Regions from separate parts of the Homo sapiens genome. Here region 2 is linked to region 1. Evidence: chromatin loops called from intact Hi-C (ENCODE). Cell type or tissue: ascending aorta. All regions are shown on one strand. Each heading gives the region's core, and the rest is flanking DNA. Links, peaks and the distances in the headings are about the cores only. Region 1 overlaps LINC02889 (long intergenic non-protein coding RNA 2889). Region 2 overlaps LOC124901594 (a long non-coding RNA gene).

What was found. A loop is a pair of places that touch in the nucleus more often than their neighbours do. Peaks named below come from ENCODE experiments on the same cell type or tissue, not always from the same donor. Only the 100,000 strongest peaks of a DNase experiment are listed, where the experiment ranks them.
Region 2: it touches region 1 in a loop (2.1-fold over the local background); 3 of 110 quality-filtered maps call a loop at or near these places.

The regions. Positions count from the first base shown.
Region 1 is chr7:17,523,062-17,525,984 of GRCh38, reverse strand. All of the region lies in intron 1 of LINC02889 (long intergenic non-protein coding RNA 2889), which reads left to right. Among named protein-coding and RNA genes, the nearest start is that of LINC02889, 34 kb to the left of the region's middle. In ascending aorta, for the core only: no CTCF peak of the experiment used is centred there; a DNase peak (open chromatin) is centred at 1,454; H3K27ac peaks cover 777 bases.
Region 2 is chr7:16,966,238-16,969,160 of GRCh38, reverse strand. It overlaps LOC124901594 (a long non-coding RNA gene), which reads left to right. Exons shown (of 2, transcript XR_007060229.1): 2 at 1-1,982. Among named protein-coding and RNA genes, the nearest start is that of AGR3, 86 kb to the right of the region's middle. In ascending aorta, for the core only: no CTCF peak of the experiment used is centred there; a DNase peak (open chromatin) is centred at 1,560; H3K27ac peaks cover 1,610 bases.

The DNA.
Region 1 (2,923 bases), core at 319-2,818:
GTTTGGGCAGGGGGCTGTCTATTTGTGAAGATAATGAAACTGATAATTGAAGACATAAAGGGCCTTTTCCACAGACCCCAAGCAAAAGTTCTTTTGGTGGTAGTTTGTAAAATAGGTCTTAATGGCACATTTTATTCCCTGTTGAATTTCCGTTAAAACTTCCATTGTATTTGTGAAGACACAGGATGCAAAGATTTTTAGAAAACAAATAGAATGGCTAAATCAGGGCATTAGGGTTTTTGCAGAGATCCATGAATTGATAAGGATCTCCAATATTGTTATGAAATAAAATAATATTTACGTATTTATTACTATTCATATCGGTACACTTCTGATTCATAAAATACAATTTCACATAACTGAATTTATTGTAGCTTATTGCATTTTTCATCAATGTCTACTTGTGTAAATAGAATTGTTGGGTATCATGGCTGTGGGGGGCATATTGTCATTTGAGGGTGATCTATGAAAATTTCTGATTTTAGAAAAAGTGACCTCATACTAAAAAACATTGGGAACTACTGTTATCAGATGTTTTGGTAAAGATTTGTGTGTTATTTTTTCTTGGCTTCGTTTCATAAGCTCTGCCTTGTCTTTTTGCCTGAATTATTTCTCTTCTCATGTTGCAATATTTTATTGTTGTAGGGAACCTTATATTGTTTTTGAAACAGGTTGGGTATAAGCATAAAATCTGATAATAGCTTCACGTTCTCTGCAGCCAGGTACTGGCTACTGGGGTGGATAACATTTTAGTATCTAGGAATTGCAAAAGAACTCTCATCTAGGTGTATAAGGATTTCCAAGTTGTTGGGGCAGTGGCCTTTGGATGTATAATTGTCCTTTGAACCCATATTTAATTTCGCCCTTTTCTTGTTTGAAATGGCTTGAAATGTGCATCAATTTTCAACTGGCTTCTAGTTTCCTGGAAATCCTGGTTTCCTGTTAAACCCTTCAGAGTTTCTTCTCACACTCAGTGTGCCCCAGACTTGCAGTGCCTTTAGCTTGTCACCGCCTTACTCATCATCTCTTTTGAATGCTTGGTTTCTTTCCCTCCTTCAGTTTTTCACTTTTGTTCCCTGGATATTTAACATTTTTGTTATATGTGGTCAGTTCTTTAAATCATAAGTGGTACTATTGGCTTGTTTCCCTTTTTTCTTCTACGATGGGGAGGAGATACTAAGTATTTTCCCCTGGAGATCTTTAGTTTTCTTTTACATTTATCTGTAGCCTTCTCTGGGGCTATTAAATGTAGACTTCCTCTCAGTTATCTTGAGTTTCTATGGATTAGCTTGTCAAAATAGTCAAACATAACTGACAAATATACAATCTTCATCTTGGCTTGGGTCAACCCCCTGCTCTTTTATGAGCCGTACTGAGACCTTTGAAGTACTAGTTCCTCTCTCCACTGACGGCTGCTGGCAAAGATGCAGGCAGCCTGAGGTTGATGGCGACATGGGCAGGTATCATTGCAAATAGCTGCGGCATTGTAAACAATGCAGAGTATCTTGCCAACGACTACTCATTGACCTTGTTTGGCTCTGGGAGCAATGAGGTAAGGCTGTTGAAATAAGTTTGAGATTATGAAACACTAGACTACCATCAAAAACATAAAAATAGGATAATCTTTTTCAGCAGAGTATGTAAGAAATTTTCATAAAAAGAAATAATTATCACTCTGTACAGACTGGGGATTTTCTTTTGGTTTGAAGAATTTGACATTTGCTGTGATTTACCAAAATAAGTGTTGATGGACCTAAGCTGAATGTAACCTGAACTGTGAATAGAGCCAGAACTGTGCGGAACTTCCAGTCATCTCCATAGAAATACAGAATGCATAGAAAATACAAGGGTAAGAAGAGGAATCATGTGGAAGAAGAGTAAACATCTGGTATTCAATGTTTATAACTCCCTTTATATAGGTTATGCAGATCTCTTTAGGTTAAGCAATTACCCAAGTGCTAATCAATAGTACAGAAGTCCAAAGAAAGCCAGCTGGAGTTCTGATCAGGAAGTCCATATTCCACAGGAGGCTAACAGAAGTGCTTCTGTTTTTTGTGTTTCAATTAGCAATCCGTATGGAAATTAGCAGATTGAGCAGAAATTTGCTTGTATTGGTGAAGTGGGTGACTTATAAATTAGGATAATTTCACTGCTTGGCAAAATTTTAAGTTTTCAGGAGAAATGATTTCTTTAAAAACATGTTAGAGACATTCTGCATATTTATATGCCAATGGAATAAGAAACCAGTGAGGCCTTACCATACCCTTAAAATAGTGCCCAAGGCTTGATCCCTAAATGGTCCTGTGGCCACCCATTGATTTATGAATTTTTCAAGTTGTCTGGAGCTAACTATCAGGGTACTAGGCCCTGCTTCTGGAAGGCTGTCATAATTGGTTTCAGTTATTTTTTTATGTTGGTGGGGCGGCTGATCACTTAAAAGGACAATGCTGGCATTTCAGTGAAACTACAGTACAGGTTGTTTTTTGCCTGCTTGTTAATGAATGTTTATATAACTGTAAGTGTGGGAGAATTTTGTACGAGACTTGCTTTCGTTACAACTTGGCAGCTCAGTTTTACTGAATGGTTAACTTCCAAATCAACCTGAGAAAACATAAGAACAAAGAATGTATTATTGGCTAGGCCTATCATTTAAAATGTTAACTATTTTAAAGAACTAAAAGTATGCCATTTTCTTTAAATTTTACTATATCTTTGATTATTAAAGGTGAACATTATTTGTGTTAGCCATATGTATTTTTATTTTTCTGAATGTTCAGTTCATGCTCTTAGTTGAATTATCTTGTATATATTTTATCCAGCTTGTTTTTACTATTTAGGTTTCTGAGGTTTTACGATGGGCAGAAATAAAAAATTTTAGATCTTTAAATCTAGTAATCTGTTCCTTTGTTTTTGAGCTTATTAT
Region 2 (2,923 bases), core at 214-2,713, 560 kb after region 1:
TGATCCCATTGTAACAGGTTTAAAACTGAAATCTGCTAGAAGATTTCTTTCTACCGTCTCAACAGTGCTATTATTTGCCCAATTACACAGGCTCACGACAACCAGTTGTCCTTAAATTTTCTATTGTTTTAAGTGTCCATACCTTGTCATGAACACCTGAAGATCTTTTCTTCAAATTATCTCTTGCCTACCCCAACTATTTCCATTTTCACTAATCCGATGAAGGACCCATTTCCCTATAAGAGAGCCCCAGTTATCCTTGACCACGAAACCATGACTTTCTGCCAAGAGTACTGCAACAGTCTCCTCACTGGCCTCAGACTTCAGCTGCTCCTCCTTCCAAAGCCTCCTTTGCACAGCTGCTGCATAAATCTGCTTAAAACGTTATTTTTGTCATATGTTTCTCTAATTAAAACAAAAACTTTTTATTATTTTCCATTAACTGAAAGAAAAATGGAAAGTTTTGAGCCTAATATACAGTTTTACATATTCTGACTCCAACTTGTTTTTCTAGTTTTCCTAAATCTCCCATAGCTAAATCAGCCTTTATTATCTCCATAATCTTCTTTGTGCTTATTTTCCAACCTCACTTGTCCATCTCATTTTTCTCCAGATATTTAAATCTTATCCCTCACTTCAGAGCATTACACCACAAGAGGCCTTAGGATTTGCAACCACATAGACTAAGATGCAAATGCTAGCTTTGCCATTGATTGGCACTGTGACCTTGGGCAAGTTAGTTCACCTCAGACCCTCAGTCTCAGACCCTCATCTGTACTCCACAGATAATTATTAGGTACTTCCCATCTGCCAAAGACTGTACTACGCTTAAGGATGCAAGGGCGACCAAAGGCAGACAAATGCATCTCTGTCATCATGGAACTTCCAGCCCAACAAAAGAGAAACATTAATAAAATCCCGTAAGACCCACGTTGCACAGTGTTAGAACTAAAGTGAATACATGCAAAGCAAGTAACTCAGTGTTGAACACTTTATGGGTAGAAAAAATAATGGTTATTACTAATCCTCCAAAACCCAGCAAAATACCCATCTTCTGTGATAAGTCTAACACTTCAATTTCCTCTCCAAGGACTCTGGAAATTAAGATCACCCTCATGTTACCATGAAGTCTACAAATATCCCCTCATTCTCCAAGTTCTTCTTTTACTGTCTTTACCATGCATCTGACAACTGACCATGTACTTTTCAGAGGTAATTTCTTTTGTTATATTGCCATTAAACAGGGCAAGCATTTTATCTCAGCAACTCAATCTAAGCTTTTTAAGAGTATGGACTGAGTTTTTAAAAGTTTGATATGCACTAAAGCTCCCAGAACATGCTAAATATTTGTTGATTTAGTGAGTCCAGCCCTACAAGTCCAGCTCTATGAATCCCTATGGAGTACTTGAAGTGATTCCAGAGGTTTTCTTCCCCCACATAGAAAAACAATCTGGCCTAGAATATTGGGAAGTGGAAACATCATTACTCATTTACCCTCTTTGAGAGTTTCTCCCACCCATTTTCCTCTTTAGCCTGCCAAAATGTTTCAAATTTCTAGGAGCCCAGGAAAAGGCTGGTTTTGGCAGCAGACAAGAAAAGGATGAAATGTTGATTACGAGGGGAAAAAAGTTAAAATGAGCCAGAGCCAGAATCCCTGAAAAAAAATTTAAATTGAATTTCTAAAAGGAGCCTTGATTCTTGGAGTATGTTTATTTCCCATTGAGCTTGGGAGATTATCCAAAGGAAGTTAAAACCAAAATATTTCCCACTAGGAATAGTAGACATTGGCTTGCCAAGTTTAGAATCTACTAACTCATTGGGCCCTAGATTTTGAAGCAGTCACAAAGAATACCATTTCACTTTTCCCTGGGGAAATGATTTCCAGCTTCATAGTTTTAAAGTGTTTGAAGATGTAAAATTATACTCAAATAATATCTTATGAATGTTAATTTTAAAGAATAAAAAACACAAGTATGTTTGAATGATGAGAAGGCTATTTTGTTAGAATTTGAAATCTTTAATATTAAGACAAAAAGAGAGGACGTGATAATAAATTTTTAAACTATGTGCCTGAATTATAAGCCATAATAATTCTAGCAGTCTGCCTCAAAACATCTGAAACCGGCTAGGCGCGGTGGCTCGCGCCTGTAATCCCAGCACTTTGGGAGGCCAAGGTGGGCGGATCACAAGGTCAGGAGATCGAAACCATCCTGGCTAACACGGTGAAACCCCATCTCTACTAAAAAGTAGAAAAAAATTAGCCAGGCGTGGTGGTGGGCACCTGTAGCCCCAGCCACTCGGGAGGCTGAGGCAGGAAAATGGTGTGAACGCGGGAAGTGGAGCTTGCAGTGAGCCGAGATCACACCACTGCACTACAGCCTAGGCGACAGAATGAGACTCTGTCTCAAAAAAAAAAAAAAAAAAAAATCGGAAATCAATGTTCTAAAATACAGGTTTAAAATAGCCGCCCACACCTCTCTGAGTACCCACTGTTCAGCAACTAATGTCTGTTAACATCAATCATCCAACTGGATTAATTAGCCATATTTTGTTCCCTGCTTGTATAAATTCCACGGATATTTTCCAGATGACAGTGGCCTTCAAAGCACTATGTCAGGTTCTATGGGGACACAAAAATGAATGGCATACTCTCAGCCCTTCAGAATCATATCTTGGTTAGGGAGTCAGACACCTACAATCATAACACAATCATGAAAATGTTACAAAGCAGCCTCTCAGAAACACGATAATAGAGATCCATATGCTGTGCCATGGGAGATGAGACTCATGGACGGGTGGTGGTGGGTCCGGAATTTATTCCTTCCAATGGGTTCTTGGTCTGGCTGACTTCAAGAATGAAGCCGCAGACCTTCACAGTGAGTGTTACAGCTCTTAAAGATGGTGTGTCCAGAGTTTGTTCCTT